Linked DNA regions of Mus musculus: region 1 is linked to region 2. The links are chromatin loops, found by intact Hi-C in ENCODE. Cell type or tissue: left cerebral cortex. All regions are shown on one strand. Links, peaks and the distances in the headings refer to the core of each region. The heading gives the core; the rest is flanking DNA. Region 1 overlaps Acot12 (acyl-CoA thioesterase 12). Region 2 holds the start of Gm22778 (a small nucleolar RNA gene).

Evidence for each region. A loop is a pair of places that touch in the nucleus more often than their neighbours do. Peaks named below come from ENCODE experiments on the same cell type or tissue, not always from the same donor. Only the 100,000 strongest peaks of a DNase experiment are listed, where the experiment ranks them.
Region 1: it touches region 2 in a loop (2.0-fold over the local background); 2 of 42 quality-filtered maps call a loop at or near these places.

What each region holds. Positions count from the first base shown.
Region 1 is chr13:91,777,757-91,783,137 of GRCm38, reverse strand. It overlaps Acot12 (acyl-CoA thioesterase 12), which reads right to left. Exons shown (of 15, transcript NM_028790.3): 12 at 1,818-1,951; 13 at 110-238. Among named protein-coding and RNA genes, the nearest start is that of Zcchc9, 27 kb to the left of the region's middle. In left cerebral cortex, for the core only: no CTCF peak of the experiment used is centred there; a DNase peak (open chromatin) is centred at 3,081.
Region 2 is chr13:91,721,105-91,726,485 of GRCm38, reverse strand. The region is part of intron 1 of 4833422C13Rik (RIKEN cDNA 4833422C13 gene); the gene reads left to right. It overlaps Gm22778 (a small nucleolar RNA gene), which reads right to left and starts at 3,230; the gene lies at 3,103-3,230. In left cerebral cortex, for the core only: a CTCF peak has its summit at 3,180 (motif pointing left); no DNase peak of the experiment used is centred there.

The DNA.
Region 1 (5,381 bases), core at 163-5,162, 57 kb before region 2:
TGATTGAAGACTAGAACGCCATCCATGGTGGCTTTCTTGTCTTCACATCCTTTTGTTTCCAGTCTCCAATAGACAGAGCAGAGATGTCACATGAGCCAAATATACTCACTTGTCTTTGAGGGGCTTTCTTCGTGACACAAGCACCACAAAGTCCTTGGGTTTGTCTCCATTTACCACCGAGCAAGTGATGTAATATATCTGATCGTCCTCGCTCACCTGGTCTATAACTTCACAAGATCTGTGTGAACAGGACAGTATTCAAACACATGCTTTCTACCTGCTAGAATACACTTTGTTTAGTTTTTGGCATGACCTCCTTCTTGACATCAGTATTCACCTGTTGTGCTGACCCATACATGCTCTCATGCACACACACACACACACACACACAGACTTTGCTTGAAGGCTGACTTTGGAACAAGCTGTTTGTTTAGAAGGAGTAATTTTGCATGTGATAGAAAGGTACCAGCTACCTGACTCCAAGGTCATTTCCCTCAAAACTCCAGAGGAAGGTAATAATCTTTTCACAAAACTATTTGTTTCTAGGAACAGTAAAACCTGTTGAGGACAAACGGGCTGTAAAGCAGGGGATGCCCAAGCCCAGAGGAAAGAGTGTGCGGGGAAGAACAGCAACTCGGAAGCTAAACCACTTACTTTTGAGTCTCGGGCCACTGTGTCCACTGTGTACTGGCCATACTATGTCAGAAAAGTCATATTATTATCTCATCTGTATGATGTAGATAGTACTGTCTAGGGGGTCATTGTGAGAGTTAAGTGCAAACACTTCCTGCAGACCTACCTGAGTGGTAAGTCGATAGACAAGACAAGTTAGCTGAGTTTAAGTGAAGTAACTGGTTTCTCCATTGATTCATATTTCATTTAGATGGAATGCCAAGGAAACAGAATTGTGAGAGAGGAGTATGAAAGAAGTTGTTGAAAGGCACGGCATCTTGTCTTTGAGATGCTGCAGTGCTCTGTATCCTAGGAAGCTAGGCCTGAGTGTAGTCTGTCACTGCAAAATATAGCATACAAGGCTCAGAGCTCCATAGCCATCCCTAGGACATGTGGCAACACCAAGACCTTTGGTGCTCAAGTCCCTTTCATACAGTGACACAGTACTTTTATTATAACATATGCATATCCTTCAGTATGCTCTAAGTCATCTCTATATCACTTCTGTAATACAAATGGTATGTTGATATTTGCTATACGATTTAAAGAACCAAGTAAAAGGAATCTGTTTTTGCTTGATGCTGACACAACTCTCTAACACACACACACACACACACACACACACCACCCTTCATCTAAAGTGTTTACATGTGCAGATGCAGGGGAATGGGAGCAGGGTATGACTGATCACACAGGGGAGCAGCAAGCATCATCTTCCCCCAGGACTCATGCTAGCTCAGCAGCGTCTCACTGAGACTCATGACTTGGCAGGAAGAGGGTTCTGGGAAGATTTTGGATACCTCCTCAGAAGCAATGAGGCCAGGGAGTAAAGCAAAAGAGTGTGTGCTACAGAGCCTGGCTGAGCTGGATCTCAGAAACAGGAACAAAATCAGCTTTGAGGTTGTCAGTGATATCACAACAGATGTGGACCACCAATGCTAACTCAATACAGATGAGAAACAGATGAGTGTAATAATTGTTTTTCTTTTAAGTCTCATGAAGCAGTTTAGGCAGAACAAGCTCTAAAACTTCTCTACATTTCTGAAACAATACACCATGTATCAAGCAGTGGAGAACTACAATTGAAGTTATCTTTCCCACAATGCCAGGCTTGATTTAAAAAAGACATTTAAATTTGTTCTTACATGTAATGGGGGTCCCATAAAGGTCGCTTTGTGAGGTCAGACAAGAGATGATAAGCTATGTGGGCTGGACTGCCCACAAGCTTTTCAACCTTAACAGATATGGCATCTTGCTCCTCCAGGGTATATATTTTTATCTAAAAGATAGGAAGAAAAATTAGAAGAGAAAAAAATATTGTTTACTTTAAAGACACAACACAAACACACACACACACACACACACACACACACACACACACACATTTATGCACACACATGAATGGGCAGTCATACATCCTTGCCTGTACCAAGTAAGGCATCTATGTGGTCAACAACAATCTCACTTCAATCTTGGATGCTAGTTCTGTGACATCCAAATAATACATGGGCTAGTTAATTTGCATCATGTTTTGTTGTTGTTAATGAAAAATAAAGAACAAAAGCTTTTCTCTCTTGCTTTCTGTGATATTTCCTGCTTCCACACACTAAAGACAGAGAATAGCACAGGATGTTACACCGATCCATGTCCCATTTACCCTAAGACTGGATGGCAGTGCTCTCCCAGAATATCAGCATGCCTTCGAGTGGACTAAAGGAACCCAGGAAACAAACCAACTATCTCTAGGACAAACAATTTCTCAGAAGGACCCACAGAACATACTTCTTTAGTGTTATTTGCTTTCTGAATCCCAAGTCCAAATTCTAATATGTAATATCTGTTAGATAAGCAGTAGTCACTCGACATATAATAAAACACTAATGCCATTTCTGTGGCTCTGAGCTTTCTCCTTCTCCTCCTCCTCTCCCTCCTCCTCCTCTTCTTCCTCCTCCTCTCCCTCCTCCTCCTCTTCTTCCTCCTCCTCTTCTTCCTCCTCCTCTCCCTCCTCTTCTTCCTCCTCCTCCTCTCCCTCCTCTTCTTCCTCCTCTTCCTCTTCTTCCTCCTCCTCTCCCTCCTCTTCTTCCTCCTCTTCCTCTTCCTCCTCCTCCTCTTCCTCTTCCTCCTCCTCCTCTCCCTCTTCCTCCTCCTCTTCATTCTAATTATCAGAACTATGTGTTCCACCAAGAGCACATTTTTATTCTGCTCATTTTCTCCACTTCTTTCAGGGTGTTTTGAAGTTAGTGTTGAAAATTTCTATCTTATAATCATTACCATGACAACAGGCTGTGAGAAGACAAACATGAGGTTAGGACTCCAACCACAGGAATCAGGCAGTTGGAAAGAAATCAAGCTGTGAAGAGCTGGCCTCTATTGAATCATATATCTGTGTCTAAACATAATATCATCCTTGCTACTAGACTAAAGAAACAAGAAATCACAACTACAGTAGCTTAGGCAGCAAACAAGTGACTACCCACTTATGTAAACACATCCCTTCCAAGCCTTGTATATCTTTATTTAGTTCCAGTCTAAAAAGAAAGACCTAGCCCAGCCTGTGAGCACTTGATGAATACAAACAAATCCAGGTAGAACTCCACCTGGCTGCCTTCAGCACAGAACCTAAAGAAGATCTATTGGTGTAAATCCAGAGAGGAACTTGAAGGCCAGGTATCTCCAGACCTGGCTCTCCATGCACAGCCAAGCCAGTGGAACTGGTCGTACAGTTGCCTTGGGATTGCCTGCTTTGGTGAATCAGGGTGTGGGGACAGATTGTGCTATTGGGCCATACAGTTGCTTGGAGTTTCACACTCCTGCCCACAATCCCATGATAGAGTCCTAACCTCTTATACCTTGTAATGTGACTTTATATGGCAATAGGGTCTTTGCCAATATAATTCACCTAACAGGTTGTATCTCAATACAGTAGGCCCACTATAACTGATGTTTTTATAGAGAAGGGAAGCTAGACACAGACATGCACACAGGGAGGACACCATGTGGAAATGAAGATAGTGATGCACCTGCAAGCCAAGGAGCCTATTGACCAGCACTGCTCTAGAAGCTGGGTGAGAGGTGAGGTACTCATCTCCTCAGAAGTGACCAGGGTGCCTACATCTTGATCTCAGGATAGCAGTTTTCACAAGGGAGCTCCTATAGATTCCTATTGTTTCAGTAACCCAGTGACCAGTCCTCCATTGTGACAACCTTAGGAAATTAAACCAGCAATTTTCTAGCAAGTTGCCCTCCAGCTTGCAGATATATTTTATCCTTGAGCCAAAAGAAGTAGCCACCTTCTGTTTTTATAGATGGAGCTCACTGGTTAAGCCAGCACCAAGATCCATAGTGGATGAATGAATGGCATCTATTCCTTCCCTGAGAAGTCCTTCTCATTTTCCTGCTACCTGAACCAATGCCACAGATGCAAAGGGGACAAAGAAAGGCAGTGGTCCATTTTGGCTCTCTTTAAATTTTCCAAAGAAAAGCCACTGTGGTGGTTTGAAGGAGATCTTTCACATAAGACTCCAGATACTTGGTCTCCAGTTGGTGGCTGTTTGGGAAGGATTAGGAAGTATGGTCTTGTTGGAGAAGGTGTGTCACTGGGGTGGGCTTAAGATTTTAAAAGCCTATGCCATTTCCAGTGTGTTCTTTCTGCCTCCGGCTTGAGGCTGAGATGTGAGCTCTCTTTTGTACCTACCTCTCCCCATGTCTTTGCTCTGTCATTGTGAACACTAACTCTCCAGAACATAAGCCCAATAAGACATTTTCTTCTGGAAGCTGTCTTGATCATGCTGTCTGATCACAGCAGCAGACAGTAACCAATCCATGAAGCTTGGCTTCATGGGAAGATTCTCCAAGAAGATGGCTTCTCTTTGCTCATGGGCATGGAGATGGACTCCTTGCACTACCAACCCCAGTGTTTTCGGTAACTGGAATGAAATGAAATGTAAGTAGCTCCAGACTCAGTGAGGCAAGCCTGCCCAGCGCCTGTTAGTAGATCGCTTTCGTCATAGCAATGCTCTGCTCCGACCTCTGGATGTCAGTCGGGATTACAAGGAAAAGAAATAATTAAGCATTTTAGACTGTTGGTTTCAACTGATATGTTGTTTTTGAGATTACATTGTAGACAGGAAAAGGAAACTATGTTGTGCAGAGGCCTAGTCCATAGAGGCACCAGGAGATTGCCATTGGTGATAAGAGCTGGAGCAGCCAGGTGGACTCTGGGCCAATTCTGTCCCCTCCTTCAGCTTCTTTGAGATAGATGCCCTCTGCTCTGCATCCTATACCAGGTTGTTTTGGGGGTAGGCATCCATGTCTTTCTTGTTCTTGTTATATTTTCATTTTGTTCTCAGACTTAAGATAGTCCATGCCTGTCAGGCCATGCCCCTCATGGTAATTTCTTTCCCAGAGGACTCAACTCAAGCTTTGAGCTGCCTAGAAAGCATCTTCATCTTCACTCATGACACTACCTCCGAGCTCCTTTGCTGAACTGTTTCTGTCTTTCTGCACTTTAATTTGATCAAGTTAGAGCTGTCGTCTGTGGGCTAAACACTATGACATGCCACTGGTTGGTGAATAGCCTCCTGTTCTTCTGCAATTTCATGTGCCCGTATGCTGCTTCTAGATTTATCTTTTGCTTCTTACATTACTTCTAGTTATTTCCACCCTTACATATATAGACAATTACATATGATTAAAACCTTTAGTGCTGT
Region 2 (5,381 bases), core at 119-5,118:
TCGTCCAACCACTCTCAACATTCTCATTCCCTAAGTTCCCACAGCACAGCACCCTGAGCTCTGAGCACTGAGTGGTTTTCCTAAACTCAAATTAAAATGCCACCACAGTCTTTCCCAAGGTGCCTGAGGTGGTCCATCACAGCAATACCCCTGCTATTTGTAAACCAGGTATCAACTCCTGTTTTAGAGTTTCTATTACTGTAACAAGACTGCCAAAAGCAACTTGGGGGAGAAAACAGTTTATTTTATCTTACATTCCCAAGCAGATGAGGTGAAGGCTAAGTCAGGGCCTGGAGGAAAAAACATCTCCAGCATGAGTGTAAATTAAGCAAGGAAACAGATTTTGAAAACAAACAAATAAATAAATGTTAGAAGTGAAAAAAAATCAATGGATTAAGCAAAATCACAGTGGAAAACACTATCAGCTTCGAGAAAGCAAGAGCGAAAAAAAATCAGAAATTGAAGACAAGGTCAAGGAAATGCTGTATGCAAATATCCTTAAAGAAGCATAAAGAAATAGGCACAGCAACACCTTTCAAAATCTCTGTGATATAATCAAGAGGCCAAATGGAAGAACCTGTAAGAATCAGAAGGAGTTGAGATCAAAACTAAAGGCATAGAAAATAAATAAAATGGGATTATAGAAGGAAAACAAAAACCAAAATTCATTGAAAGAAGTAGGAATTTAAGCGTAAGAGTAACTTTGAACTCCCCAAATTCATAACCAGAGAAGACTTCCTCATGATGCATTTTTGTGAAGATGCCCCGGACTACAGTTCACGCTGGCAAACATTTCATGATAACAGAACTCTCAAACAGAAGCCCCCAAAGCATGTCACACTACATTTCAAGGCCTGGAAATAAGTAACTGTCAACAGAGATCACCATAGCCAGCAAAGCTATGTTTTAAAAAGCAACAGAGAAATGGAGACGTTTTAAAACACATGACCACCAAGCCAGGGCCACAGAAGATAAAAATTCACAGAGAAAGAACAATGATTTCAATCATGAGGGTACAGGAAATGGGAGAGACGAAAAACTTCGGAAAATTGATCATGTCTCCAACCAAAGCCCTAATGGGAGTGAGGGAGAAAGCAAAAAGAACAGAGAATAATCCAACCAAGCAGGGAAAGTCCAACAAAACCACAATGTCTTTTAAACGTCTCAATAGGAGACTTTTTACCCTAAATGCAAATAAATAGGCTTAACTTTCTAAATAAAAGCTGCTTGCTTTAAAAAAAAATGACATCTATTTTTTTTTCAAATTAATGTATATCACTGGCAAAGACATACAGAAATTTAAGAGTTCAAGGACAGAAGTTAACATGCCATGAAAAAAAAATGCCAAAACAAGCTGGCAGAGTTTTTCTGATACCTGGAGTAGTTGTCTTTAAAGGAAAGTAATCAGAAGGAACAAGAAAGACTCTGCATAGATAATTCATCAGGAAGATATAAAAATCGTACGTAGCAAAGTGCCCTATGCTGAGGCTCTTAGATTCATAAGATAAACACTAATGAGCATAAAGATTTATAAGCAATAATACAAATGGCTTCAACTCCCTGTTCTCATCACAGGTAGGCCAATCAGACTGTGTCAACAAAGACATTTCAGAATTAGTCTGCATCATAGATACATTTCCCGAGGTACTTACAGAATATTTTATTCAATATTCTTTTCAGCAGCCAGTGGAACTGCTCTAAGACAGATCACAGTGTAGGCCGTAAAGCAAGTCTTAAAGTGTAAAAGAATCAAAGTAATGGATTTTGTTAGATCATAGAAGAATACAACTAACTAGAAGTTGATAGTGGGAAAAAAAGTGTCTAAATAGAGATTGAGCAATATATTCTTTTCTATTTTTATTTATTTTTTCTCAAATTTTATTGGTTCTTTGTGAATTTCACATCATGAACCCCAATCCCACTTATCTCCCCCTACTCTCATAACCACCCTCCACCCTTGCAACTTCCCCCTAAGAGGGAAAAAAATTGGCGTGGAAGCTGTAGTGTGTCACAGTGTTTGGCACAGTTTATCCCTTTGCCCACACTTCTTTGCTTGTAAATGTTTATTACAATGAGTCATTGGTCTGGTTCCAGGCCTCTCTCTTCTGCTACACTATCAATACTGGATCCTCACTGGGCTCCTCTCAGATATCCTGTTGTTGCCCTATGTCATGGAGAACCTGTAGCTTTGGATCTGACCAAAGAGCTGACCCCTGCATGCACTCCAACAGATCGTTGATGGGATAGATGTTTCGTGGGCCAATTCAAAGCCCTGGGCCTGAGGGGTATCTGAGCTGGCCAGTCTGCAGCTCTACTGCACTCACACCACCAGGGCAAACTCTTCAGCCCTGCCCCGGCTGGCTGATCCAATGTTGCAGCCAGAAAGAGGCACAGACAGCTCTCCTGCTCTCCTGCTTTCAAGCCTTGGGGAGGACTCGTCTATGCTCACAACGTCAGAGGCAGCTCTACTGTGTTGTCCAGGTGAGGTGTAGGGCCCACTCTTCCGAGTGCTGCAGCAGGCAAATGGGCTAAGCCAGCTCTCCTGCTCTCAGGACCTCAGGGGCAAGCTCACCCACAACCCACCTCCAAGTTAGCTCTACTGTGTTGCCCAGGCAACGTTCAGGGGCTGCTTTCTAGAGTGCTGTGGCTCGGAGGGACAGGGTCATCTCTCCTGTTCTCGTGGCTTCAAGGCCAGGTCTCCCACCTGCTGCAGGTGATGAAGGGCACGGGAGGTGAGTATCTCTCCCTCATCCATGCCACCGCACAGATGAGTGTCAGGGCCAGTTCTTCCATTCTCATACCCTCAGGGGTGGCTTACCCCAACTCCTCTAATGTGCAGGGCTGCTCTCTCAAGTACCGCCACTGACTGGGGCAGGGTAAACTCTCGTGCTCTCAAGCCTCTAGGACCAGCCCCAACCCTCACCGGTGCCCAGATGAGGGGTGGGTCTGCCTAGTCCTCAGACATCAATATTTTCCTGGGCAGCAGCCCAGACCAGCGATGTCTGCCTGGCCTTTGGTGGTAATAGACACCCGCTCTGCCAGGCCTGCCTGGACCCACTGACACCAAACTGGTGGTCATCTCAGGCTTGCTTTTTTTCAGGGAATGTTAGGCTACTAACTCAGCCATTCACTGGTCAGACACTGAGCTTAGACGTAGCATCTCTCCTCTCTGCCACCTACTGGCACACATATAGCACAGCAGGTGTACCTGCAGTGTCTCTAGGTGCAGTGAACTGTATATATACTGAATATATATTCTCTCCCTCTCTCTCTCTTTGTGTATATATAGAATTTTTAATTTTTTATTAGATATTTTCTTTATTTACATTTCAAATGTTATCTCCTTTCCTGGTTTCCCCTCCGAAACCCTGTATCCCCTCCCCCCTGCTCACCAACCCACCCACTCCTGCTTCCTGGCCTTGGCATTCCCCTATACTGGGGCATAGAACCTTCACAGGACCTAGGGTCTCTTCTCCCATTGATGACTGACTAGGCCATCCTCTGCTACATATGCAGCTAGAGCCATGAGTCCCACCATGTGTTTTCTTTGGTTGGTGATTTAGTCCCAGGGAGCTCTGGAGATACTGGTTAGTTCTTATTTTCCTCCTATGGAGCTGCAAACCCCTTCAGCTCCTTGGGTACTTTCTCTAGTTCCTTCATTAGGAACCCTGTGCTCAGTCCAATGGATGGCAGTGAGCATCCACTTCTATAATTGTCAGGCACTGGCAGAGCCTCTCGGGAGACAGCTATATCAGGCTCCTGTCAGCAAGCTCTTGTTGGCATCCACAATAGAGTAGGTTTTGGTGGTTGTTTATGGGATGGATCCCCAGGTGGGGCAGTCTCTGGATGGTCATTTCTTCAGTCTCTGCTCCACACTTTGTCTCTGTAACTCTTTCCATGGGTATTTTGTTCCCCCTTCTGAGAAGGATCGAAGTATCCACTCTTTAGTCTTCCTTCTTCTTGAGTTTCATGTGCTTTGCGAATTGTACCTTGGGTATTCTGAGCTTCTGGGCTAATATCCACTTATCAGTGAGTGCATATCTTGTGTGTTCCTTTGTGATTGGGTCACCTCACTCAGAAATTCTTAAACAAATGGATGGATCTGTATATATACTCCTAATGATCAATGTATTGTTGAAGAAATCAAGGAGATAATTAAAAAGTTACCAGAGTCAAATGAAAGTGAAAGTGTAGTTTATTGGAACCTTTGGAATATGGCAGAGGCGATGCTGAGAACAAAGTTTATATCTATTAATATATTCATAAAAACACAATAAACCAAAGCAGATTTAGAAAAAGAAGAAGAAGCCATATCTAAAAGCACTAGGTGGTAAGAAATAATAGTCTCAGAACAAAATTAATGAAATCAAGACTGAAAGAATACAAAGAATCAATGAAATAAAACCTTAGTTATTTGGAAAACTAAACATCAATAAACCCAAAAGGCTGCTAGGGGTAACTTCAAAACCTGTATTTCAGAAGGTAGAAAATACAGAAGAAATGTAAGGGATAAATGCTCAGAGACACATAACTACCAAGTAAAAGGAAATAAAAGCAATTTAAGTAGATATATAAGAATGAAATTGAGGTAGTAATAATCTCCCAACAAAGAATTACAGAATCAGATGGAGTCACTGTGATACTAGACTTTTACAGAAGAGGTAACATCAATGTTTCTCAAAAGAGTCCATTAAACAGGGAAGGAAAGAATGCCATTCTATGCTATTATTATTACCACGGTACTAAAACCAGGTAAGGATAGAACAAATAAATGCAACAATTATAGCCCATCATCCATGATGATTATAGAATATTGAATTCTCAATATAATATTGCAAACTGAATTAAGCAACATATTATGTATGATGATCGAGTTGGATTCATTTCAAAGATGCAAAGATGGTTCAATATATGCAAACCACCAAATGCAATAGAATCAGGAACAGAAATCACATGATCATTTCAATAGATGCAGAAAAAACTTTTTGGAAAAATTCAACATCCTGTTCTTATAAAAGTCCTAAAGAAACTGGCACTAGGAGGAACATATGCCAACATAATAAAGACTAAACATTATAGCAATGGGAAGAAATTGAAAGCATTTTCTCTAAGGTAAGGAATAATTGAATAGTTTCTACAGTCTCCATCACTAGTCAGTATTGTGCTTGGCATCTTAGCTAGAGTAATAAGGCAGAAAAAGAAAGGATACAAGCAGGAAAGGAAAATGCCAAATTATCCCCATTTGCAGATGATATGACTCCACTCAACCAGAATCATCTCCAATATGATAGAAACTATCAGTAAAGTAAGATGTAAAATTAACATGGGAGAAAAGTATCAATTATACATCTGGCAGGAGGATTAACATCTAGAATCTATAA